Linked DNA regions of Homo sapiens: all the other regions are linked to region 6. A link is a loop called in an ENCODE intact Hi-C map of the cell type or tissue named here. Cell type or tissue: endothelial cell of umbilical vein. All regions are shown on one strand. Region 1 holds the start of NRGN-AS1 (NRGN antisense RNA 1). Region 2 overlaps SIAE (sialic acid acetylesterase). Region 3 overlaps SIAE (sialic acid acetylesterase). Region 4 has its middle 3.2 kb from the start of OR8B3. Region 5 holds the start of ESAM-AS1 (ESAM antisense RNA 1). Region 6 has its middle 27 kb from the start of ROBO3.

Region 1 (4,000 bases), 91 kb after region 6:
CCTCTAGATGAGGTGTCTGGCCAGCTCATTCTCACCAACCTCTCCCTGACCTCCTCGGGCACCTACCGCTGTGTGGCCACCAACCAGATGGGCAGTGCATCCTGTGAGCTGACCCTCTCTGTGACCGGTAGGGATGCTGGGTGGAGGCCAGGCCAGCAGCCTTGTGTTGGGGAAGCTGTCGGCTGGTGGGCCGAGGAAAGCCTGCAATTCTGAGTGAGGGTCCTGTATCTCCTTAGAACCCTCCCAAGGCCGAGTGGCCGGAGCTCTGATTGGGGTGCTCCTGGGCGTGCTGTTGCTGTCAGTTGCTGCGTTCTGCCTGGTCAGGTTCCAGAAAGAGAGGGGGAAGAAGCCCAAGGAGACATATGGGGGTAGTGACCTTCGGTGAGCAGGAGGGCTGGGGGGTGGCGCAAGGAGGGAGGAAAGGGCTTGAGTTAAAAGCGGGTGCCTGCAACCCTCAAACTCCGACATCATTCAGTGTGTTTAGGGGCAGGAGGTGTTGTTCAGCCGTGGAATTTGCTGGTGGCAGCAGTGTAACCTGTGTATTTGAGGGTACAGGCAAGCGGTACAGGGTGGAGTGGCTGGTCCACAAGCTGTGGCAGGGAAGCTGTTTGCAGGACTGCCCTGCCCCTCCTCATATTTAATAAAGTTTACTTTTCTGTTCCGAAGGTATTTTCATATATTTTAACCACCTGGGAGTAGTAGTGGCTTGTAGATGCCAGGAAATGGATTTGTCCTGAGCAGTCAGCTGAGTTCAATTCTTCTGTGGAGGAAATCAGGAAAGGGGAGGGGAAACTGCCTCTGTCATCCACTTTAGCTGCCAGTCAGGGTCTAGGATAGGGATCAGAGCAACATTTCTCCAGGTGGAGTCCTCAGATTACCTGGACAGAAATCACCGGGAACTAGTTATACATTCAGATTCAGGCCACTTCTAGCCTTCCTGTAGTTGTGCGTTGGGGAGTGATGAGGCCCAGAAATTTCATTTTAACCAAAGTTCCGCAGATTATTCTCAAGCACAGTGAAATTTAAGAGTCCCCAGGTTAGAGGACGGCCCTCCTCCGCAGGAGGCTTCTACTGTTCACTCAGAACTTGCCTATACCCATCAGGGAGGATGCCATCGCTCCTGGGATCTCTGAGCACACTTGTATGAGGGCTGATTCTAGCAAGGGGTTCCTGGAAAGACCCTCGTCTGCCAGCACCGTGACGACCACCAAGTCCAAGCTCCCTATGGTCGTGTGACTTCTCCCGATCCCTGAGGGCGGTGAGGGGGAATATCAATAATTAAAGTCTGTGGGTACCATACTGTCTCCTTCTTCTTTCTGCTGGTATGGCGAATTCCTCTAGGCGGCTCAGAGTATTAACAGTAAGAGAAGGAATGGGCTTGAAGTCCGAGAAAAGGTAGGCAGGAAGTTTGGTCGGGTCAAAGGGGTGGGTTTCAACCTAGGTGCCCCTCCACTTCACCCCACCAGCCCCCGATTGTTGGTTTCTGGTTTGGCCCAAGGAGGCTTGTTCAAGTTGCAAGCGGAGGCCTTGTGCACCCAAACTCCCTCCCCCGGCACCCTCTGAACACTTGGACATTCCTCTTTATTGTTCACATTCCAACCCAGCACAGTCACATGCACACACGGAGATCAGAAACCTTTCGGCCACAGCCCCAGGAGCCCGGCGGGGGGGAGGGCGGGACCGACAGGGGCGGGGCGGGGCCGTGGAAGACTCCTCCTACCGAGCCTCCCAGGCGCTCGGCGTTTGCATAAACAAGAGAGCTGGAGAGGCTGCCCTCAACAGTGCGCTGGGGAAAGGGGAGGGAACGTGACAGGCAGGTGTGGGATAGGGACTTCTCTTCCGGTCAGAGCAAGGGTCGTCCGAAACCAAAACAACCCTCTTCCCTTCATCTCGCCCCGGATCCAAAGTCTTGGGGCTAGGCTGGGGCGGGAGTGGCACGGAGATGTAGGGCGCCCCTTTTAGCTGCGCACAGAACGAAAGAACTCGTTTTTTCTTTAAGTGAGTGTGCTTGGGTGACGCTTAGGGCGCCCTCCGCAGTGCGCGCAGGAAAGCGCACTGAGGCTGCGGAGGCAGAGCTGCATGCTGGGTGCGGGAAGAGGTGGGCGAGAAGCAAAAGAAGGAAGATTGGGAGCGCATGGTTTAGGGTGGGGTGGAGTGGAAGGGCAAATGGGGACCATACTAGACTGCAGAACTAACTAAAAGGGCACGGACTCAGCGACTCCGCGACGGAGCCTGCCTGGGTGAGGGAGTCTCTGGGACGCAGGGGGCTCCTGTAGCTGGCAGGTTGCTGGGCAGGAGGGGGTCACAAACACGGCAGGGAAGTCTCGTCGCTGCGAAGGGGACGCGGCATCCATCTCTCCTCGGGAACTGAGGAGAGAAAAGGTCTGAGAACCTGCCCTCTTCTGCTACTTCCTCTTCCCCCCACCCTTCCCCCTTTCAGTACCAGGATTCTTTGGGCGGTGAGTGCCAGAGGGCCCCAGTCACCCAGAACCCCCACCCCGAGTCAAAGCGCTGAAATGAGCCCCGCGGCAGGTACGTGTGCGCGCCGCGATGTATTTCTGCCCCTTGGCCGGGCTTGTGCAGCCAAATGGGGTGGCTGCGCATGTCTTGGTCCAGGTATGTCCCCGTCGCAGCCTCGGGCGTCTGGATGTATCAGAAAACCCGCAGGGGCAGGGTGCATTTTCCCCGGCTGGGAGGGGTGAGGGTGGGCAGAGGGAAGGGCTGGGGATTCGATCCTTTTCTCCCACTCACGGGTCCCACCCCGCCGCCTAGGGGCCGTGTTCATTACCTTTGAAAATGCTCAGTTCTTCTTCGGTCCAGGGCGGGGCAGAAGGGAGGATGCAGAGGGAGAAACAGGTGAGCTCCTGGAATCCGCGCAACCTTCAGCCTCTTCCCACCCACCTCCCATCTCGGATTTCTATCCCCCAACCCTTAGCTCCCTCCACGCCCCCTGCACCTCCAACCCGCCCTTATTCTCCCCCTGCTCCTGGGGAGGGCTGGGGAAGGGCAGCTGTCAGCCAGCCGCGCGCCGCCCGCCTCACCTGGCCTAGTCTCCGCTGGGGCCGCCGCCCGCGCCTCCCCGGGCCACCCCAGCTCCGCCAGGCCCCCCAGGGCCCGGGCCCTTCCGGCCGCGCTCTCCGCTCTTTATCTTCTTCCGCGCCATGTGGCCCCGAAAACTCGCCTGGATTTTGGCGGCGGCCGCGTTGGCGCCGGGATCGTCCAGCGGGATGTCTAGAATGTCGTCGTCCGGCTTGGAGCAGGCGTTCTCCTGGGGGCGAAGCAGGGGGGTTCTTGTGGGGTCACTGGGTCTTGATCCGCGGGAGTGGGGTAGGAATAGAGCCCTGAGGGACAGGGACTATGGCGACGCGGGGGTGGGAGGTACAGAGAGGGGTGTCGAGCCTGGAGCAGGGCTATGGCAGGGACACTCACTGGGGCATGGGCAGCGACAGGCGAAGAAGGTTCAGGGCCAGGTGGACAGTCATGTCTCAATTCAGGAAAGAGAAGTGCAGGCAGGATTGGGTGCGGGAGAGCCAGGCCCATCACCAGCACCGAGTTAGGGGTCTGCAGAGCTGATTGGAGGGTGGGTTTGGAGGGGCAAGGAAAACAGCAGCAGGCACTCCTGGAGTGGCCGCCTGTCCCCCTGCTCTCAGAGGGTACCTCCAGCTCAGAAGGACCCAGTCTGAGTCCAGGGTTTTCCGTGGAGAGGATGGAGAAGCCTCAGTCCGCCAGCCCTCTCCCCAGTAGAAATGCAGAAAGCTCACAGCTGGAATTAGGGAGAGGATGGGGATACTAGTCAGTGAGCCAGCCTCCCCCGACCTAAGGCTAGAGGCCCAGAGATTGTTTTCCCATTGACTCTTCATTTTCCACTGCCCAAGGATGAACTCAAACACAGGAGATAGGAGATGATTTGGATGAAGTGATAAAGAAAAGGCTTCACTCCAAGAAAAAAAAGAAAAAGAAAAGAAAATGAAAAGACCTGCAGGAGCAAGAAGCCCTTTCC
Region 2 (4,000 bases), 170 kb after region 6:
CTATGGACTACTGACTGCACACAAATGTGCAAGCTGCAGCCATTCCCCTACCCCCACCCTCTCTCTACTTAGCTCTTATTTATGTCTGTGGTTTTCCTTTTTTTGGTTCCATATGAAGCACCTACCCAAGACAAGGCCCTCCCACACATGTGCCTCCCCCTTCCCTCCAGCAGGCTGCCAACCTGCTTATGCAATTCTGGGGCGTTGTATTCTTTTCTTAGAGCATTTTGCTCATGGTAACCGTGCATCTCCAGCCCAGTAGGCCTTCTGGGTGATCTTTCATTGTCATGTAGGTTTCTTGATCACACTAGCTCATAAGAGAGCGCTGAGGATTTTTAGGGACTGGGCTGTTATTCCAAGAGCAGGATAAATAGGCCACGGAGCTGTGTAGGCGACTCCATTAGCTGTGCTGCCCTGTTAAGTATAGCCGAAGGGGCCCTCATCATTTGTAGCTTCCAGGGAGGAAAATGTCAGCCTTGTTAATTCTGGTTCTCTTTTCTGCCTATCATTTTTGTTTAAAATGCTTAAAAAGATCTAAATTTTGTTAATTATTTTAGGTAGTTTGGGGTCTGTTTTATTCAGATAAATTGGGATATAATTTGTTTTATTTTTTTCCTTGTTAAGTTTTGATGAGGAACACGCTGAGATAATTTGGATGGATGTTTGTATTAATAAAATACTTTTATATAGGCTGGATGTTAAAAATAGGAATGATGTCGTTAAAGCGAGTTCTTATTCAGTCTTGTTAGTGACTCTCTAGAATAGAATCCAGTTTCTAGTGTGCTTTCTCTTGTCCTTTTAGTATAATTTAGCTTGTGGAATGGGTAAAATTGTGACAGAAGACCTTTGTTCAGACATGTTGACCTTCTATCTCTCACTGACCTTATTTATGTGTCTTGATTTATTTGAATTTACCTGAGAAGGAAGCTGACTTGTCATGAGTATTTATAAGGGCTTATTTAGAATTTTTGATGCAGTACACTGGGTTGTCAAAAAACCATGATAAGGGGCATTATTTGAAGGAAATTGGCATTAGTGGCATAGAAAAGGGGAGATAGAGAAGGGGAAAAAGATTAGGGAAGGCTGTTTGGAGAGAGGCATGCTGTTTTATTCCCAGTCATTAGGAGCAGGTGTGGTAATGGAAAGTAGGGAAAGGAAGTGGTTTATTTTTCTCATAAACACCATCTATAGGTGCATGAAAGGAGCATTTTAGTGATTTTGCGGGAGAGAGCCCAGCGTTAGGGCCAAGCCCAAGAGCAAAAAAAGATCAAGAGCTCTGAAGGAGAGGGAAGACTATGGTCCATTGGTTGCCTTGGGCTCTGGGAATTTTCCTTAGTGGTCATCATGTGCTATGATGCATACTGTTGGAAACTGTTCTTGTTATGTTGCTTGCCTAATTAGGAGGAAGAAGAGCCAGTTTTAGACGATTAAAGGGACTTAGTATGTTAAAATTCTCTTGCATAAAGACTGTATGTTCTTTGCTGTTTCACTTGATCCAGTTGGTGCTATATCTCTCCGATGATGCTTCCCTCAGTGTTTGTTAAATTTTTTAGGTATTGGTTTTCGCTTTGCTTCATACATCAATAATGATATGGTGCTGCAGAAGGAGCCTGCTGGGGCAGTGATATGGGGCTTCGGTACACCTGGAGCCACAGTGACCGTGACCCTGCGCCAAGGTCAGGAAACCATCATGAAGAAAGTGACCAGTGTGAAAGGTAAGGCAGCCCATCTTCCGTTCAGCTATTGCCCTCTTCTGCCACCTGCTGGATTATCTGAAAATGAATGCTAATGCTGTAGCTCACATTATCCATCCGTCCCTACATCCGTCTGTCCATTCATCCATAAAAGTTATTTGAATATTTGCCATGTGCTTAGGCACTGAGGATACAAACAAAAATAAGACTGAGTCAAAGTTCCTGTTCTCAAGGAACTTACAGAATAATGGGAATAGATACCAAGTTATATAGGACAGCGTGATGAATGCTATGATGAAGGTACATGTGGGGTGTCTTGGGGTACAGAGGAGAAACATTGAACTCAGACTGGGTGGTAAGGGAAGGTTTCCACAGAAGATGGTATTTGAGCTGAATCATATATAGAGGAGAGGCAGTATGGAGGAGAGGGTAAGAACTCTGGTAGTCCTTGCCCAACAACCTTCTTACCTTCTTACCTTAAAAAGTCTTAAAACCCAAGACTAGCACCATGTAAATCCCATTTCTTATTTTTAAACCAATATATTAGAACCAGCAGTTCTTTGGATTTCTAAGTCAGCATCATTTACTGAGAGTGCCATAATGTAAGAATGTAAGACTTCATATTGGTAGTCTAAGGCTCTGGAAGTCACTGCTTTCAGGCCCTGATTCTGTCATTTATACGGCTGAATAATCTTGGACATGTAATATAACATCTCCATGTCTCAGTTTATATGTGAAATGGAGATCGTCATGATACCTACAGGATTACTGTGAGAATTAAACGAATTAACACTGGTAAAGACTTGTAACAGTGCCTGGCACACAAGTGCAGAGTCAGTTTTAGCAGTCATGATTGTAACTATTACTATTATTATTTAGTCAGTCATTCAAATATCTATTGAGAGCCTACTATGTGCCCGATACTGTGCTAGGTACTGGTGATACAGTGATGAGTAAAACAGATATGTCCTCTTCCTTAATGAGGCATGCAGGTTAGACAGGAAGATAGTAAGCAGTTATCGTTAAGTGTGATAAGTGCCACAGTGAGGAAGAACAAGGTGCGATGGGAGTGCTTTGTAGAGAGTAGGGATAATTACGTAGTCTGAGGCTCATCTTGAGAGGTGAGCAGGGCACACTGGGTAGTGAGAATAGCCTGGCAAAAGCATGGAGGCCTGAGTGTACCTGGGCCATGGGAGAGATGCCAGGCAGGTTGGTTGGTCTGGAACACTGGGGGGTGTGTGACTGGGCAGATGACAGGAGATAGGTTGGAAAGACAGGGAGACTTGTTTGTCATTGCTAAGGAGTGTATGTTTTATTCTAAACGGACAGATTTTTAAACAGCAAAAGAATATGATAGATATTTTAGAAAGTTCGCTGTGGCAGCACTGTGGAAGATGGATTGGAGATCAGTAAGATAGAGGTGGTGGGCAGGCTGCTGTGATATCCAAGCAAGAGATGATGAGGGTTTGACCTCATAGAGTGGCTGTGGGGATGTTCAGGAAGGTGAGAATTAGCAGTTTTCATGAGCAGGGAGATATTACAAAGGAGTGAGTCTCTGTCTAGAAGAGATAAAGATATAGAAGCCGGTGTGGAGGAGGCAAAGCTAGAAGTTATGGGATGAAGGAAGGCATGCTCAGGGCTGGATGTTACAGATAGCGCTATAGCTGTGTGATGTGGAGGTGCGAATGAGACAGATGAGGAGGCTGCTCAGAGGTGGAGGTGGAGTTCAGGTACAAATTGGTGGTTTGAGCAATGGCTAGCATATATATGTGACAGGGATGCTTGTGGGAATTGTACTGGCCCCCGAAAGCAAGGATTGTCTGGTTGGTTTTATCAGTATACAAAACTGATGATCCAATCCCGAGTGATCCAGACCCTGATGCAGTCTCTTCAAAATTCATTTCCATTCAGCAAACATTTAAAAATACTATATGCCAGGCATTGATGTAAGGTAAGTGCTTCTAATTCTTGGGTTTTAAGACTTTTTAAGGTAAGAATGTTGTTGGGTAAACTAAAAGACCGAAAGGGAAGCTTCAGCTGATTGAGACATGCTTCTCTGTTGGATCTAAATGCCGTCAGTGACTTGCAGGATGTCCTGAAAGTGAAGGATTCAAGGGACTCTCAGTGCTTTCTGTTTGTGCTGGGTCACCTTAGAAATAAGGAGCATTGTGTACAAATAATGGCACTCTCAGTAAATGATGCTGATTTGGAAATCCAAAGAACTGCTGTGGTTTAAAAATAAGAAGTGGGATTTACATGGTGCTAACAATTAAGTTACCAATAATATTTAGGTGACAGAGATAACA
Region 3 (4,000 bases), 190 kb after region 6:
CTTTAATCATCCTTTAGGTCCCAGACAGCCTACATATTAGTTAGGAAGCCTTCTGTGACTATCCAGATTAGTTAGATGCCCCCTTTCTCTCTACTTCCCCTTTTTATTTGCATGAGGTTGCCTACATGACTACATTTTCCTGGGTCACACTTAACATCCCTAGTACGTATGTAGTTGATTGGCACTCGTTAAATAGTGGCTTAACATGTGAATGAAAAAAGATAGCAAGAGAAACCATACATTTAATTAGAGATAACTAGTCAGAAAGATTCTGCTTTCAGCCTTGCATAAAAAGAATAAACATATTTGACCAAGTTCATAATTGCCTAGCCTCCACATGTTCATATGAACTACACTTTTTAGCACGGTGGTAGTGCTGGTTTTTCTAGAACATAAGAAATCAAACAAGTAAGGTGATATAAAAACAATGCCCATCTTAAAACATGACAACAGAGTAGGCTTTCCTGTGTAAATGGGACATCCATGGTCCCAGACACCACCTCCGCACGCCCCACAGATGACTTCTCACCATCCTCCCCACTCCCCTACCTTGTCCTTTTCACTGTACCTTCTTTTGAATATTTGTATAGACCTTCTCACTTAAAATGCCTTTATGATTATTTTCTTTCTTCTTTCCTGCATTTGTTCTGACTTTGAAATAAGATTATTCTGCTCATTATTTTCAAAGTAGCAGCTCCTGTCACCAGTTCTGCATCCCTGTTGGTGGAAACTACACTTGGGCTTTGGAAGTACTTTTTTCTCCCTTGGCCTGTGCACATGGTGATTTGAGTATGACTTTAGCCAACTCAAACCAAAAGTATGTGTTGAATGCTTATTATATGCTGTGAATCTTGTGAGGTGCTAGAAATATAGCAATCAGGCCGGGCTTGGTGGCTCACGCTTGTAATCCCAGCACTCTGGGAGGCCGAGGTGGGCGGATCACCTGAGGTCGGGAGTTCGAGACCAGCCTGACCAACATGGAGAAGCCCCGTCTCTACTAAAAATACAAAATTAGTCGGGTGTGGTGGCGCATCCCTGTAATCCCAGCTACTCTGGAGGCTGAGGCAGGAGAATCGCTTGAACCCAGGAGGCGTAGATTGTGGTGAGCATTGCACTCAGCCTGGGCAATAAGAGCGAAACTCCGTCTCAAAAAAAAAAAAGAAATATAGCAATCAGAAAGACCTGATTCTTGTACTTATGCCTTACAGTTTAGTGAAAGTCCCTTAACCTCCAGGTTTTAACTTTATTATCACCAACAAAAACATGCTGGTTACTAGTGGAAGTCTGGAAATATAAACATATCCCTTCAAAGGGAAATACCCAGCATGACAGCGTCATGGTTCAGACTGAGTCTGAGCTAGACTAAGTGCATTCAGATGCTAGCTGTGACACCTCCTGAGCCACGTGATTTCGAACACGATACTGAACTCTTTGTTATTTTAAATATTGAATGAGTTCATCCATGGAAAGCCGGGAACATACCAGATAATGTTAGTGTTGAATATTGTTGATGAGAGAAATCAGAAGATCTGGAGGGACAGTTGGTCTGTAAGGAAAGAGGAACTGGCTTCATAGAAGTGCTAAGTTTGAAATGATGGTTGCAGTGACTAGAGTACAGCTAGAGATGGAGGATGTGAGTTCCACGGAGAGACCAGGGCTGGACACGTGTATCCCAGACTTATTAGCAGAAAGGCCACCTGGAGCCTGAGAGCGAAACAGCAAGAGGCTAGGGGCTGGAGTCCCAAGGAGTGTGGTTTTTAAATAGGGATTTGGAGGAACAGTTGAACAGACCACAAACTGCAGCATGTTATTTGTGAGCGTGGCCAGCTTTATATTCTTTGGCTGGTCCACGCCTTTATTAGCCGCAGTATTTCTACCAGCCACTGTGGGAGACGGATTAGCGCCCCACTGTATCTCAGATTAGGAAAACAGGAATTTCATGTGGGTGTGGAGTACGCCGGTGCCCCCATGTGGCGAGTATATAATAGTGCAGTCAATGAAAAAGTGAATTGCTGCAAGAATTCTCAGCAAACTGCCATTTTGAGAAAATTCCCTTGACTTGAGGGACTGTTATTAGCATTGCTCCCTGTTGAGCTTCAGGCTAGTTTTTTTTTTTTTTTTTTTTTCTCACCACAGACTCTTTCCTGTGGCGTTGTTACTGTGATCTTCATTATGACCCTGGCTGGTGCACATGGTTCCACTTTGTCTTCTGGGTGTGGAAGAAGTAGGGTGACTTAATAGATTTTTTATTCCCATTTTCTAGTCTTCATGAGATTCTACTGTGAGGCTTCAGTGGCACCTTCTATCATTTCCTATGTTAAAGCTGATTTGCCTAAGATAATTTTAATAAGAGAATTGTAAATGGCCTATTGGTTCCATATCATATCCAAGGCTCCTTTCTGTTATTATTGCAACCTCTCCGTGTACTCCTGATGATTTTCTCATCTTTCTGGAGCAACTCAGAGAGCAGAAAATATCCTCGATTCAAAGTTGCATTTGGCCACATTCATAGGGATGATGTCAGGTATTTTCTGGGCTGTGAGTAATAAGGCTGGGTGGAACAGTCTGTGTAAAATGCAGTCCTCTGATGGGGTCAGACATTTTGAAATGGAGTCAAAAAAAAATGTTGTTGCTGGCCCAGACTGCTTCCCAGTTTGTGGTTTGACTTACAGTTAGATCATGGTTTGTAAAAGAGAGATAATAGGTTGATGCCTCTCATTGGCTGGAACTGGAGCTAAGAATAAGATGCTATCTAAATCAAAGGACAGGGTGATGTAAACATCAGAAAAAGAAGGAAGAAATAGCTGGACTGCCTGTGTCATAGTAATAGTAAAGATTTTTTTCTCTGGGAGCCTGTGTGTTTTGCAGGAGTAGGAGTGTATCAACTTTCCGTTTAGATGAAAACAAATCCTGTTAACTCACTCTGCATTCAGAATCTGACCACTTCTCACTACCTTTACTCCTCCTGCGCTAGTCTAAGCCACCATCATCTCTCCCTTGTATTATTGCCTCCTAACTGGTCTTCTTCCTGCTTTTACCTTTTTTTCTCCTCCTGTAGGATATTCTCAATATATCAAAGTGACTCTTTGAAGTGTAAGTCGGGTCGGAAGGCTCCAGTGGGTCCCCGTGTGCTGAGGTCAGCAAGGCCATACATGATGTGCCCCCTGCCCACATTACCCGCCGACCTCACCTTCTAATTCTCTCTGCCTTGCATATGCCACTCCAGCCACACTGGCTGCCTTACTTTTCTTTAAGCACGCTAGGCATACTCCCGTCCTGGGGCCTGCCATTTTCTTTTCCATTCTTCATGGAAAGTTCTTTTCCTGCTGTTTTAGTTTTCTATTGCTGAGTAAGAAATGACTGCATATTTAGCAGCTTAAAACAATACAACACACATTTATTATCTCAGTTTCTATGGGTGAGAAGTCTGGGCGTGCATGGCTTAGCTGGATCTTCTGCTGAGGGTGGAAGTGAAGGTGTCAGACAGAGCTGGAGTCTCATCTGAGGCTTGGAGTTCTCCTCCAAGTTCATGTGGTTGTCGGCAGAATTCACCTCCTTGAAGCTGTAGAACTCATGGCAGCTTACTTCTTGAAGGCCAGCAGGGGAGGGGGCCTGGCTTCTAGACCCTCTTTGAAAGGACTCACCTGATTAGGTCAGGCTCACCATGATACTCTCCCTTTTGATCAATGTGAAGTCAGCTGACTGGGGACGTTACTTGTAACATCTGCAAAATCCCTTCACTTTTGCCATATACAACATAATCACAGGAGTGATATCCCATTACCTTTGCCATAGCCTATTGGTTAGAATCAAATTACGAGTTCCCCCTACCACAAAGAGGAGAGTATTGTATAAGGATGCGGCTCCCTGTGGGTCATCCGCCTAACATACCCAGATATCCTCATAGCTTCTTTGCGCATCTCCTTCTAGTCTTCATTCAACTCTGACACTCTCTCCTCCTTCCCTATTATATTTTTCTCCAGTGCACTTGTCACTTTCT
Region 4 (4,000 bases), 440 kb after region 6:
AGCTATAGAACGTATTTATACCAGTTAAGATCTTTACTTACATCTGACTAAAAAAATTGCTATAAGAATGAAGCACCCTCTCCCTCTCCCTCTCCCTCTCCCCACGGTCTCCCTCTCCCTCTCTTTCCACGGTCTCCCTCTGATGCCGAGCCGAAGCTGGACTGTGCTGCCGCCATCTCTGCTCACTGCAACCTCCCTGCCTGATTCTCCTGCCTCAGCCTGCCGAGTGCCTGGGATTGCAGGCGCGCGCCGCCACGCCTGACTGGTTTTTGTATTTTTTTGGTGGAGACGGGGTTTCGCTGTGTTGGCCGGGCTGGTCTCCAGCTCCTAACCACGAGTGATCTGCCAGCCTCGGCCTCCCGAGGTGCCGGGATTGCAGACGGAGTCTCGCTCACTCAGTGCTCAATGTTGCCCAGGCTGGAGTGCAGTGGCGTGATCTCGGCTCGCTACAACCTCCACCTCCCAGCCGCCTGCCTTGGCCTCCCAAAGTGCCGAGATTGCAGCCTTTGCCCGGCCGCCACCCCGTCTGGGAAGTGAAGAGCGTCTCTGCCTGGCCGCCCATCGTCTGGGATGTGAGGAGCCCCTCTGCCCAGCTGCCCAGTCTGGGAAGTGAGGAGCGCCTCTTCCCGGCCGCCATCACGTCTGGGAAGTGAGGATCGTCTCTGCCCGGCCGCCCATCGTCTGAGATGTGGGGAGCGCCTCTGCCCCGCCGCCCCGTCTGGGATGTGAGGAGCGCCTCTGCCCGGCCGCGACCCCATCTGGGAGGTGAGGAGCGTCTCTGCCCGGCCGCCCCGTCTGAGAAGTGAGGAGCCCCTCCGCCCGGCAGCCGCCCCGTCCGAGAAGTGAGGAGCCCCTCCGCCCGGCAGCCGCCCCGTCTGGGAGGTGTACCCAACAGCTCATTGAGAATGGGCCATGATGACGATGGCGGTTTTGTCCAATAGAAAAGGGGGAAATGTGGGGAAAAGATAGAGAAATCAGATTGTTGCTGTGTCTGTGCAGAAAGAAGTAGACATGGGAGACTCCATTTTGTTCTGTACTAAGCAAAATTCTTCTGCCTTGGGATGCTGTTGATCTATGACCTTACCCCAAACCCTGTGCTCTCTGAAACATGTGCTGTGTCCACTCAGGGTTAAATGGATTAAGGGCGGTGCAAGATGTGCTTTGTTAAACAGACGCTTGAAGGCAGCATGCTCATTAAGAGTCATCACCACTCCCTAATCTCAAGTACCCAGGGACACAAACACTGCGGAAGGCCGCAGGGTCCTCTGCCTAGGAAAACCAGGGACCTTTGTTCACTTGTTTATCTGCTGACCTTCCCTCCACTATTGTCCTATGACCCTGCCAAATCCCCATCTGCGAGAAACACCCAAGAATGATCAATAAAAAAAAAAAAAGAAGCATCATTTATATACATTTATTAGGTAAACTTACCTTATTGTAATGGATTTGTTTAAAGCTCTTACTCTACCATGCAGAAATCTGAAGGCCTCATGTCTGCCTCTATCATTTTCTCGCCTACATCCATTAAGATGCCTGATTAAATAGCTTAAAATGGTTTGATCTAAGTTTTGCTCAAGAGCACATCTTTAAAAAACTTCACATTTTACGAAAGACAAACAAAGATTTGCAGCATCCATGACTACAAACAAAAGTAAAATATGAGTCGCAGGTTTGGCATGCACCGTGCAGTCTGAATATGATATCCGTGTCACCAGCACCCCCTGGTGGAGGATAAGTCAGCAAAATGCCTGGCTCTGCTGTGAATCAACAGACTTATTTTACAGGCCCACTCTTTTCATCATCCTGGCAAAAATTTTCAATTTTTAAAATTAAAGCTATAATTTACATAAAACTGAATTGATTAAACATTCAAACGTAGGTTTAAAAACTAACATAATTCGAGATTTGAAGAACTGTTTCAGAATGTGAAGCATTTTTAAAACCAACTTGTGGATATTTGGAAGTATTGTATCTGCAAATTGGTGACTTTCTTGAAGATATGGGTACTGTTGTACATCTTTGTTATCCTTCTGTTATACCAGCTGTATAAATACAATTTTAATTGGAAGAAAGTTTTATTCATGTAGAAGCCCTATAAGAATACATGCAAAAGGCACAGAGGCTACAGAGCCTAAAAAGATGCTGTCAGGAGGGCAAGAGTGGAGAGTATCTGATGGTATGCTTTGCCTAGATGCAAGAACAGTTGGCCAAGTCAGGTACTCACTGTTCTATTTCACAGCCTGACCAAAGAGGCACTTCACCACCTGGACACCAGCTACAGCTGTCACATGGAGAGAAGGACAGAGACCATTGTGGACAAGAGGCCTATGGAGCTGCTGGTGGAGCTTATGTTTTGGGTGCCCAAGAAGCACAGTGCTCAGCCTTAGGTGCTGCCTTCTGTGGTGGTGGGAGACCAGGCCAGAAATCCTAGGGCCACTGCTCCAAGCAGAAGCCCTAGATCAGATACTTCTGTCCAAGTATCCCAGATCAGATACTTCTCTCCATATATTCTCTTACAGCAGCTGATGGAGCCTTTTGGTGGCATCTAAGCTGGTTGCAGTGTGGTTACTCTAACAATGCATACACTTTCTGCAAATTAGAGCTTCTTTGTTATTTTGTAATATTTGAAATAAAAAGTGAAATTGATTCCAAACTGATTCAACATTAAATACGCCAATGAAAGGAAAAAAACTCTTATATTTTTAAAATCTGATTTCAATAGCAAAGTTTTAAATGGTGGTACAAATTATTGAAAACTCTTACCACTTTTCATATATAATTTCTCATTGATGATGATTGCTGTGTTTTGATTGTTTGTCCCCTCCCAAATGCATCTTGAAATTTAATTGCCATTGTAGCAGTATTAAGAGACGAGACCTGTAAGAGGTGATTGTGATTAGGCCATGAGGGTTCTCCCCTCGTGAATTAATGCCTTTATAGCAAGAGTGGGTTTCTTACAAAAGGATGAGTTCAGCTCCAGTCTCTCTCTCTCTCTCTCTCTCTCTCTGTCTCTTTGCATTTCCCCTATGTGATAATACAGCAAGAAGGCTCTTGCAAGATGCTGACACCTCAATCTTGGATTTCCCAACCTCTAGAATCATTAGCCAAGAAAATTCTGTATAAATTACCCAGTCTTAGGTATTCTCTTATAGCAGGTCAATGTGAACTAAAACAGTGACTGTAAAAGAAACTAGAGATACACTCATTAAAAATTCTGGAAAAAGCATTGCAAATAGCTATTTCTAGCACAAAGCCTGATGTAAAGAATTTATGTTCCAAAAGAAAGTACAAATTTTCATTAATAACTATGAATATATATATTTTTGGAATATTATCTTATAAAATTATAGAAATTTTAAAATTACGCTGGGTGTGATGGCTCACATCTGTAATCCCAGGTGTGAGAGATTACACCTTGGGAGATTACACCTTGGGAGGCCAAGGTGGGAGGATTGTTTGAGCCCAGGAGTTCGAGACCAGCCTGTAAAACAGTGAGACCCTGTCTCTACAAAAATAAAAAAAGATTAGCTGGGTGTGATAGCAGGCGCCTGTACTCTCAGCTACTCAGGAGGCAGAGGTGAGAGGATTGCTCGAGTCCAGGAGGCCAAGGCTTCCGTGAGCCAAGATCGTGCCACTGTACTCCAGCCAGGGTGACAGAGTGAGACCTGGTCTCAAATATTTTTAAATAAATAAGTATAATAAAAAGAAAAAAAACAAAATGGTTGTTACCAGAGGCTGGGGGTGAGGGGAATGAGATGTTGGTCAAAGGGTGCAAAGTTTTAATTAGAAAGGAGGTATATGTTTTTGGAATCTATTGCACTGACTGGAGAGTATAGTTAATAATAATGCAATATATATTTCAAAATTGCTAAGAGAGTAGATTTTAAGTGTTTACACTACAGAAAATCAGTATGTGAGTTGATAGGTGTGTTAATGATCTTAATTTAATAATTTCATGATGTATACATTTATCAAAACACCACATTGTATCCCATAAATA
Region 5 (4,000 bases), 79 kb after region 6:
GCCTGCTCCAGGATCCCTCAGACTTCTCATCCCGCCTTTCCCAACTTCAACTTCAGCTCTGTTCCTTCTGCATTCCACCCCAACTCTATCCCCCTTCCTTGTGGGGGGTGGGGGCTGGGGGAATCTCTGAAGCCAGGGAGGACAGTTCAAGTTGACTGCCTGAGTGTCCCAGGCTTCACCTGCTGCTCATCTGCAACCCTTTGTCCTACCCCAGCTTTGAGCCTCAGTTTGTCAGACTGAAGACCTGGACTCAAAAGTTCCAATCGGTCCCCCTGGGGGGTTGCCCAGTTCCCGCCAGCCACTCGAGGGTTAAATGGCACTGGTGACCCCGGTGCAACGTGCAGGCGCCCGGCTCCGCTCTTCTGGGCTCTGGAGGAGGCTCTCCGGCTCAGTAGGCTCCTCGGCGGCTCAGTGCTGCTGCCCCTGGGGCGTGAGAAGCCCGCGGGGGGAGTTTCTCAGAGAAAGAGGGAGACTAAAAATAGCCCCGGGGAGCGGGCCCATTTCGCTCTCCTTCGGCCCCTGCCGGCTCCCTCACTCTGGCCTCGGAGAGGGCTGTGGGCCGGAAGGGTCCCTTTCTTGGGCTGTCCCAGTGTCCTTCGATCAGACCCAACCAGACTCCTTTTCTCTCCCAGTGGCTCCGTGGACCCTGGGACCGAAAAAAACGGACCAGTTGGTGACTTCCGAGCCAGCAGACACCCAGGAGGGAGAGCAGAAAAGCCTCAGGCCCTCTTCTGTTCCTAGTTTCTGACAGGGCGAAGGGCAAGGAGCATGTGCCCAGACCCCAGTGTGTCCGTTACTATCTCTTTTAACTCTCCTCTACCTTCTGGAAAGTGGAATTATAAATGTGGGACCTGGGGAGGTCGCTGGTGGTCCACAAGGTGAAGGAAGGGCGCGCCCCTTCTGGGCCCCAGGCAGTTTCCCGGCGGAAACCCTTTCTGGCCGCCGGGTGTGTGTCGTAGAAAGGCTGGGGGAGAGCCGGCAGCACCTGCAGGCTCCAGGCGTGCCCGGCCTCAGCGGAATGGCCAGCGGGCCGGGTCCCCAGGGGGCGTCCAGCTCCTTGAGGCGGGGATTGTTTCCTCCCGTAGAGCCTCCGGTCTAGTGGCCCCCCCTTCATTGTCTTCTGCCTTATCACTGGGTACAAATTTCCTGCCCAGACCACAGAGATCCTCCAGGAAATGGGAAGGGGGATGCTGCGAAGGCCAAGTAACAGAGGTGGGGGTTCTGTACGGCGCAGCCGGGAAGCGGTGGGGGAGGCTTGCATCCTGGCCGGATCGGCTCCCAGCCCTTAGAGGCCTTCAGCCTGGCTCTCCTAGGGCGAGGGTGGAGAGCGGGGCCTGGCTGCGGCCTCTTCCCGCGGCGTTGGCCGCCTGCTCGCCACGCGGAGGTGGCGTCTTCCGCTCCGAGGCAGAGGGCCGAGGCCTGGAGGGAGTAGGGCCCGGGACTGGAGCGGCGATCATCCTCAGGCCTGGCCGTGTGCAAGCCCAAGGTTATTCCCCAAAGGGCTTACCAGTTGGCTGCTCTGTTGCCTCCCCGAAGGGCAAAGGATGAGTATTTCTGGACGCCGTGGTGCAAACGATGGCCCCCTCCTTGAAACCAACACCCCGGTCCACCCCCTGAGCGCCGGACACACTCAGGGGAGGCTTCATACTTGTCTAGAGACCGTCGTTCGCGCTGCCCTTAATTCCTTGCCACCCGAGAGTTCTCTGCCCAGATCGCCCGAACCCCAGAAGGGCTCCGAGGAGCTTTCTGGGTTTCAACCCTCCGTTTTCCGAGGGAAGCCCGCCTCTGAGATTGCGCGGGAGGGCGGGGAGCATCGCATTCACTGGGTCAGGCTTGGGCGCTGGGCTGCTCTGCTCTCTCCAGCTCCTGGCAAGCTCAGAAGGAGCCGCAGGGTTAATAGGTAACCAGACGGCCTCCCAAACCCCTCCGCCCTTTGAGAACTCGGGAGTGAGGGACCCTGGCGGCCCGGAGCAGCATCCCTACTCTCCCTCAGGAAAACTAGGGAAGCAAGTGGGCTACGTGGCGCGTACGACAGAAACAGTCGGTCCACCCTTTCTTCTCATATCTTCCCCTCCTCGCTGGAAATCTGCCCCCTCTCTTTGATGCTCAGAAATCTGCGCCTCTGGATACGAATAAATGCATATAAATGTGTCCCCATCCCCGCTACAACTGCAGAGGCTGGCGGTGGAGAGAAGTCGTGATGAAATGGGAAGCAGGACACTGAGCCAGTGGTCCCTGGGCACCCCTTGAGGCCTCCAGGGGCCGGACCCCGCAAGGTTCCTCTTTCCAGTTAAAGCGACTTTCCTCGCTCTCTGGTGAAGCCGCGTAGGGCAGGGTCCGCGGGCGGAGCTGGGAGCCGGTCCTGGGCACTCACGCCTCGCTCTTGTCTCCAGCGCCCCCCTCGCGGGCCCAGCTGCAACTGCACTTGCCCGCCAACCGGTTGCAGGCGGTGGAGGGAGGGGAAGTGGTGCTTCCAGCGTGGTACACCTTGCACGGGGAGGTGTCTTCATCCCAGCCATGGGAGGTGCCCTTTGTGATGTGGTTCTTCAAACAGAAAGAAAAGGAGGATCAGGTGAGGGAAGAACGCCTGTCAGCCAGCGGCAAGTTGCGCCCAGAGGGGGTTGTAAGCAAAGAGCTGGTAGCGGTGGGAGGGGTGGAGAGGGAATGGGGGCCGGGGAAGGAGTTTCAGGGAAAAGCAGAAGTCTTCACCAGTTCAGTTTTTGTTCTGATATTGGAGACTTCCCAAACAATTATCTTTTGCCGGCTTTCCCTAAAAATCCAGCACACAAAATACTGTAAAAGTGTGAGAGGCATTTTACTTGGTTATGAGGGAGGAGAGGAGGAGGGGAAGAATGGAAGTTGAGGACTGGGAAACGCTTAGGGGAAGTAACACACACGACTTATAAAAGTTAGCATATTTCTGGCCTGACTCAGTGACTCATACCTGTAATCCCAGCACTTTGGGAGGCCGAGGTGGGCACATCACTTGAGGCCAAGAGTTCGAGAGCAGCCTGGCCAATATGGTGAAACCCCCGTCTCTGCTAAAAACACAAAAATTAGTCGGACATGGTGGCACCCGCCTGTAATCCCAGCTACTTGGGAGGCTGAGGCAAGAGAATTGCTTGAATCCACAAGGTGGAGGTTGCAGTGAGCCAAAATCCAGCCACTGCACTTCAGCCTGGGCGACGGAGTAAGACTCTGTCTCAAAAAAAAAAAAAAAAAAAAAAGTTAGCATATTTCTGTTTTCACATTCTCTGCTTTGAATACTGTCAAGTCACAGGCCACTTCTCTTCCCAAATGATTCTCATCTGTCACCTTGCCCCCCTGTATACCACCTTGAGAGCCAAGGGGCCATCTCCTCCCACAATCTCCCACCCATCTGTTTTGACACCGGGCTTACATCCAAATACAGATTTACCCCAGAAGAGAATGAAACAATGTTCAGAACCCCTGAAAACTGTGTTCAAGGAAGTCAGCTGGATTTTTTTGAGACAGGGGTCTTACTCTTGTTGCCCAGGCTGGAATGCAATGGTGCAGTCTTCGCTCACTACAGCCTCTACCGCTCCTGCTCAAGTAATCCTTCCACCTCAGCCCCCTGAGTAGCTGGGACTACAAGCACACGCCACCATGCCAGGCTAATTTTTGTATTTTTTGTAGAGACTGTGTTTCACCGTATTGCCCAGGCTGGTCTTGAACTCTTGGACTCAAGCAATCCACCTGCCTCAGCCTCCCAAAGTGCTCACAGGCATGAGGCAACGTGCCCAGCCTCATTTGATACTTTTAAAATACATTTTTAATATTTTTTTCCTCCAAGATGCCTTCCCCATTGTGTAAGTTTCAGGTCTTACAAACCTGGATCCACCCCAGCAGTCTGAGTTGCATATATACATACCTCCTATTTACATGTCCCTCCTCCCACTATTATGTCACCTTTCTAAACACCGCAATTGGGAGATGAGACAATGCGCAGGAACGAAGAACTGTTCTGGTGAAGAGGACC
Region 6 (4,000 bases):
CAGTGCAGCAGACGGGCACGGAGCTATTTCCGTGCGGTCTCTTGTCTTATTGCATGTCCCCCCGCCCCACGCAGTGAACTACCCTTCCCTTGGCACGTGTCTGCGGCGCTGGCTGCTCATTTAGAAACGAAGGGGCCAGCTCGCAGAGTGCATCGCGCGGGCGGCCGCAGAGGGGACGCACAATAGGCAATCAGCGGCCGCGGGGCGGGAGGGGAAGGCGCGGGGGCGCTGCCGGGGGCGCCCGTAGCCTGCGCGCTCCAAGGGCGCTTCCATCCCTCCCCAGCCCCGGGGCCTTTTATTGTTCGCTGGACCAGCTCCTGTTCGTCGGACTGGCGCTGGCGTGGGAGGTTTGGCGAGAGGCGGTCTAGGCCGTTGCCCAGCCCGGGATCCTGCGTGCAGGCGCGCCCTCCACTCGCCCGCGCTCCCACCCAGGTGTCCGCGTGCGGGGATTAGGCGGCCCGCCGGGCTCCCGCCTCCTCCATCAGCCGCTAATGGGCCGTCCTCGGCCTGGCCCCCGCGCCATTGTGTGCGCGTGGGGGTGACGCCGGGTCTCCGCGGCGCGGTGGAGGGTGACCGCGCGCCGCTGCCACCCCGCTTCACACCTGCTCCCCGCCCCCAGCCCCGGCCGCGCTTCGTGTTCCCTCCCTCCCCGCGGGAGGGGTCTCAGCTGGGGCTGCAGTTGGTAAAGAGGCCGTGGAGAGGCCGGCGGCGGCCCGAGGAGGAGCCATAAATTTGGAGCAGATGCGGCCTGACAGTCACCCAGCCCGGGGAGGTGGGGGAGGGCTCTACGCCCCTCCCAGGCCGCGTCTTCTGGTTTGCAGCTGAGTTAGATGGATTCCAGGCCGAGGTGACCCGGGACTTTGGACACACGGAGCCTGTGCTCCTCACTCCCCCACCTCTGCCGGCCGCCCATTGTGTGCCCACGTGCAGGGAGAAGGAATAGGGGGCAGGGACATGTCTGCATTGGCTTATGATTTTCCCCCTAAAAAATGTCGTTTTCCAGCAGAGACTGTGACAAAGTCGGCCACCCTGGCTCTGAGCTGGCGCTTTTTGACAGCAGCCAGAGAAAAATATGGAAGATAGTAGAAGCAAGCTTCAGCTGTTCATTCTGCACTATTTTTTAAGTGCCTGTTTTGTGCTAGAAAGGTAAGGAGGCACAGGCATACAGGATGGGGAGATGGGAAAAGGTGGCGGAAAAAATACCAAGGACTAATACTTGCCATACTATAAGTATTGTGTGTACTGTAATTCTGCACATTAAATAGTATTTTCCTTTAGAAAGTGGCAGTTCCTCCAGCAGAGGAGGGAGCAGGGTGCAGTGTCTCGGGGGGTTGATGGAGTTCGCTCTCAATCCAGGTATCCCATCCACAAATATATGCGTGTCAGGGGTGCTTTCCGCGGATCTGGAAGGGAGTGAAAAGAGCTGGAGCTGCACCCAGGTGGGGTGGACACAGCCCTATTTATCTTATTTGCTCTGGGTACTGTAGGGATTCTTCTCTAGTGTCGCTTTAATTGAAGACTGAGTCTCCCATCTGAAGATCTTGTGACCAAGGGTGATTGGAGGGTCAGTGTCCACAAAGCTGGTGCTCAGTTGGCAAAAACCTCTGCCACCTCCCTTTGTGGCTGTTCTCTGCTCCCTCTAACACTCTGGGCTGGACTGGGTAACTAGATTGGCTTCTAGGACCCATTGCTTCTCCCCTTAGCTCCCACTCCGACAAGTCTCCCTGGTCTGTGCCCAGAGGATCACCCTAAGACTAGAGCAAGCTTGTGCAACCCACGGCCCATGGGCCGCATGCAGACCAGAACACCTTTGAATGCGGCCCAACACAAATTCATATATGTTCTTAAAACATGATGAGGTTTTTTGCAAAAAAAAAAATTTTTTAGCTAGTGTATTTTATGTGTGGCCCAAGACAATTCTTCTTCCAATGTGGCAGGGAAGCCGAAAGATTGGACACCCCTGGACTAGAGATTCACAGCTTGCATGAAAATCACCTGGAGGCCTTATTAACCCTGCCCTACAGTTTCTGATTCCTTTGATCTGGGGTACGGGCAGAGATATTGCATTTCTGAAAGTTTCCCAGGTGGTGACAGTGGTGATACTGGGGGCCACACTTTGAGAGTACTGGCCTACAAGGAAAGGAAAATAGGGGCAGGTGAAAAAAGGAAGGAGCTGAAGTCTTCAGTGCTGGAGGAGGTTACTGGAAGCTGAAGCTCTCCAGGGTACTTGGGTATCTTCACCCTCTGTGAGGGATCCATAGGCCAAATCCCCAAATAATTGTGGACATATTCCAGAATTCATATTCTAGTATTCGAGTGTGTGTGTGTGTGTGTGTGTGTGTGTGTGTTTCTGAAGACTTAGCACTCCCCCTAATGGCTTCAGATGATTCTGCACTCTCCTCAGCCTTTCAACGGGAAGCAAGAATTACTCTTATTTTCCCAGCCTAACTTGGTTATCCACTCCCATCTCTTTGTCACTGATGGAGCGGGGCATTGTCTTACACATTTGTTTACAAATTGAAGAGCATAGTTTTTTTTTACACAATAGTTTGTGTACTAATGAATGAATTAGTGCTATCTTTCCTCTTTAGGAGAACCTTGTTCTCCTAAAATCTACCTTAAGTCACATTTGAAGTGTTGTAGAACCACCTACCAGTGTTCTAAAACACTTCAAATGTGTTCATAGGGAATGAGTTCCAGATGGTTGCCTAAAAATTCTCCCCAAGGTGTCGGTGCCGTTGTCATCAGTTGGGAACTTTTGGCTGGCGGCAAGCACAACCCGAGTCAGAGGTTAAGGATGGATTTGCAAAGTGGAATTTTTAAGTGTGGTATATGGACAGATCAGATGAGAAAATCAAGTGGCATTTTATTTCTCACCACCAGGTGGCAGACCTAACCTCATTAATGAGAATCATCCCTAGACTTGAAGCCTGGCCTGAATTCTACTTTTTTCATATATGAGCCAGGGCAAAAGAGCTGTTTCTCTACTTAAATGACTCAGAAATTTGGGGTAGGGAGAACAATGCTTGAAAATATCTTTGTAGGCCGCGGTGGCTCACGCCTGTAATCCCAGCACTTTGGGAGGCCGAGGCGGGTGGATCACGAGGTCAGGAAATCGAGACCATCCTGGCTAACACGGTGAAACCCCGTCTCTACTAAAAATACAAAAAATTAGCCGGGTGTCGTGGCGGGCGCCTGTAGTCCCAGCTACTTGGCAGGCTGAGGCAGGAGAATGGCGTGAACCCGGGAGGCGGAGCTTTGCAGTGAGCCGAGATCGCGCCACTGCACTCCAGTCCGGGCAACAGAGCGAGACCCCGTCTCAAAAAAAAAAAAAAAAAAAAAGAAAATATCTTTGTAACTGCCGCCAATGTACTTGAGTAATCCCTTGAGCTTCCTGATCCGTGAGGAAGGGCTCGCTGATACTTTTTTTTCCTTCTGGAAAGAGGGAAAACATATGGATGTAACAAAATGGGTTACTTAAGAAAAATGTAAGCGATCTAACTTCTAACCAGAGGTTTCTGCCAGGGCATAAACACATGGCAGCCCTAAACAGCTTTGCAGGCACATGGCTTCCTTCACTTCCAGCCCGTCTGGCAGGCACCCTCTTAATTCCTACCAACTTAATTCCTACCACCCGAGTTCTTTGTTCTGTCGCCCATATTGAAGTTTCCTCAAACTAAAAATGAAAGCTTTATTATAATTCTGGAATCTACTCAGGGCCTTCTTAACTAAATTCTAACTTGCAGTATACGGACATGTAGTTGATCTCTCCTTTATCCCAAATGATCTTGACCCTCAGATCATAGTCAACGTATAAATTAAATTCAACCTAAATTATATAACTATAGCAAGGGTTACACACACACAGCAAGAATGCAGGACGGGCGCGGTGGCTCATGACTGTAATCTCAGCACTTTGGGAGGTCAAGGTTGGCGGATCACCTTAGATCAAGAGTTCAAGACCAGCCTGGCCAACATGGCAAAACTCCATCACTACTAA

The links. A loop is a pair of places that touch in the nucleus more often than their neighbours do. Peaks named below come from ENCODE experiments on the same cell type or tissue, not always from the same donor. Only the 100,000 strongest peaks of a DNase experiment are listed, where the experiment ranks them.
Region 1: a loop joins it to region 6, with 10 times the contacts of the local background. A loop is called at or near these places in 18 of 110 quality-filtered maps.
Region 2: it touches region 6 in a loop (17-fold over the local background); 102 of 110 quality-filtered maps call a loop at or near these places.
Region 3: it touches region 6 in a loop (12-fold over the local background); 59 of 110 quality-filtered maps call a loop at or near these places.
Region 4: it touches region 6 in a loop (5-fold over the local background); 18 of 110 quality-filtered maps call a loop at or near these places.
Region 5: it touches region 6 in a loop (7-fold over the local background); 68 of 110 quality-filtered maps call a loop at or near these places.

The regions. Positions count from the first base shown.
Region 1 is chr11:124,744,771-124,748,770 of GRCh38, reverse strand. It overlaps NRGN (neurogranin), which reads right to left. Exons shown (of 4, transcript NM_006176.3): 2 at 3,042-3,268; 3 at 2,789-2,806; 4 at 1,561-2,367. The coding sequence ends at 3,047. VSIG2 (V-set and immunoglobulin domain containing 2) reads left to right here. Exons shown (of 7, transcript NM_014312.5): 5 at 8-127; 6 at 237-381; 7 at 1,104-1,297. The coding sequence ends at 1,236. NRGN-AS1 (NRGN antisense RNA 1) reads left to right here and starts at 1,806. Exons shown (of 4, transcript NR_197587.1): 1 at 1,806-1,998; 2 at 2,441-2,532; 3 at 2,773-2,856; 4 at 3,876-4,000. RefSeq lists a silencer at 1,567-1,826 and enhancers at 1,793-2,326, 2,861-3,394. In endothelial cell of umbilical vein, CTCF peaks have their summits at 2,031 and 2,787; DNase peaks (open chromatin) are centred at 40, 770, 1,760 and 1,970; H3K4me3 peaks cover 1,093 bases; H3K27ac peaks cover 1,933 bases.
Region 2 is chr11:124,667,075-124,671,074 of GRCh38, reverse strand. SIAE (sialic acid acetylesterase) reads left to right here. Exons shown (of 10, transcript NM_170601.5): 2 at 1,554-1,715. Among named protein-coding and RNA genes, the nearest start is that of SIAE, 4.7 kb to the left of the region's middle. In endothelial cell of umbilical vein, a CTCF peak has its summit at 1,763 (motif pointing left); a DNase peak (open chromatin) is centred at 1,754.
Region 3 is chr11:124,642,480-124,646,479 of GRCh38, reverse strand. The region is part of intron 7 of SIAE (sialic acid acetylesterase); the gene reads left to right. Among named protein-coding and RNA genes, the nearest start is that of TBRG1, 22 kb to the right of the region's middle. In endothelial cell of umbilical vein, a CTCF peak has its summit at 1,947 (motif pointing left); DNase peaks (open chromatin) are centred at 1,389, 1,929 and 2,659; H3K27ac peaks cover 1,285 bases.
Region 4 is chr11:124,400,230-124,404,229 of GRCh38, reverse strand. It overlaps a transcript of OR8B3 not described here. Among named protein-coding and RNA genes, the nearest start is that of OR8B3, 3.2 kb to the right of the region's middle. In endothelial cell of umbilical vein, a CTCF peak has its summit at 1,730 (motif pointing left); a DNase peak (open chromatin) is centred at 1,689.
Region 5 is chr11:124,756,921-124,760,920 of GRCh38, reverse strand. ESAM (endothelial cell adhesion molecule) reads left to right here. Exons shown (of 7, transcript NM_138961.3): 2 at 2,394-2,572. ESAM-AS1 (ESAM antisense RNA 1) reads right to left here and starts at 1,787. Exons shown (of 2, transcript NR_120577.1): 1 at 1,508-1,787. RefSeq lists enhancers at 971-1,040, 2,534-2,693. In endothelial cell of umbilical vein, a CTCF peak has its summit at 2,411; DNase peaks (open chromatin) are centred at 380, 1,140 and 2,370; H3K4me3 peaks cover 2,472 bases; H3K27ac peaks cover 3,366 bases.
Region 6 is chr11:124,836,043-124,840,042 of GRCh38, reverse strand. No RefSeq gene overlaps it. Among named protein-coding and RNA genes, the nearest start is that of ROBO3, 27 kb to the left of the region's middle. In endothelial cell of umbilical vein, CTCF peaks have their summits at 2,335 and 2,888 (motif pointing right); DNase peaks (open chromatin) are centred at 2,402, 2,882 and 3,442; H3K4me3 peaks cover 947 bases; H3K27ac peaks cover 1,121 bases; H3K27me3 peaks cover 1,532 bases.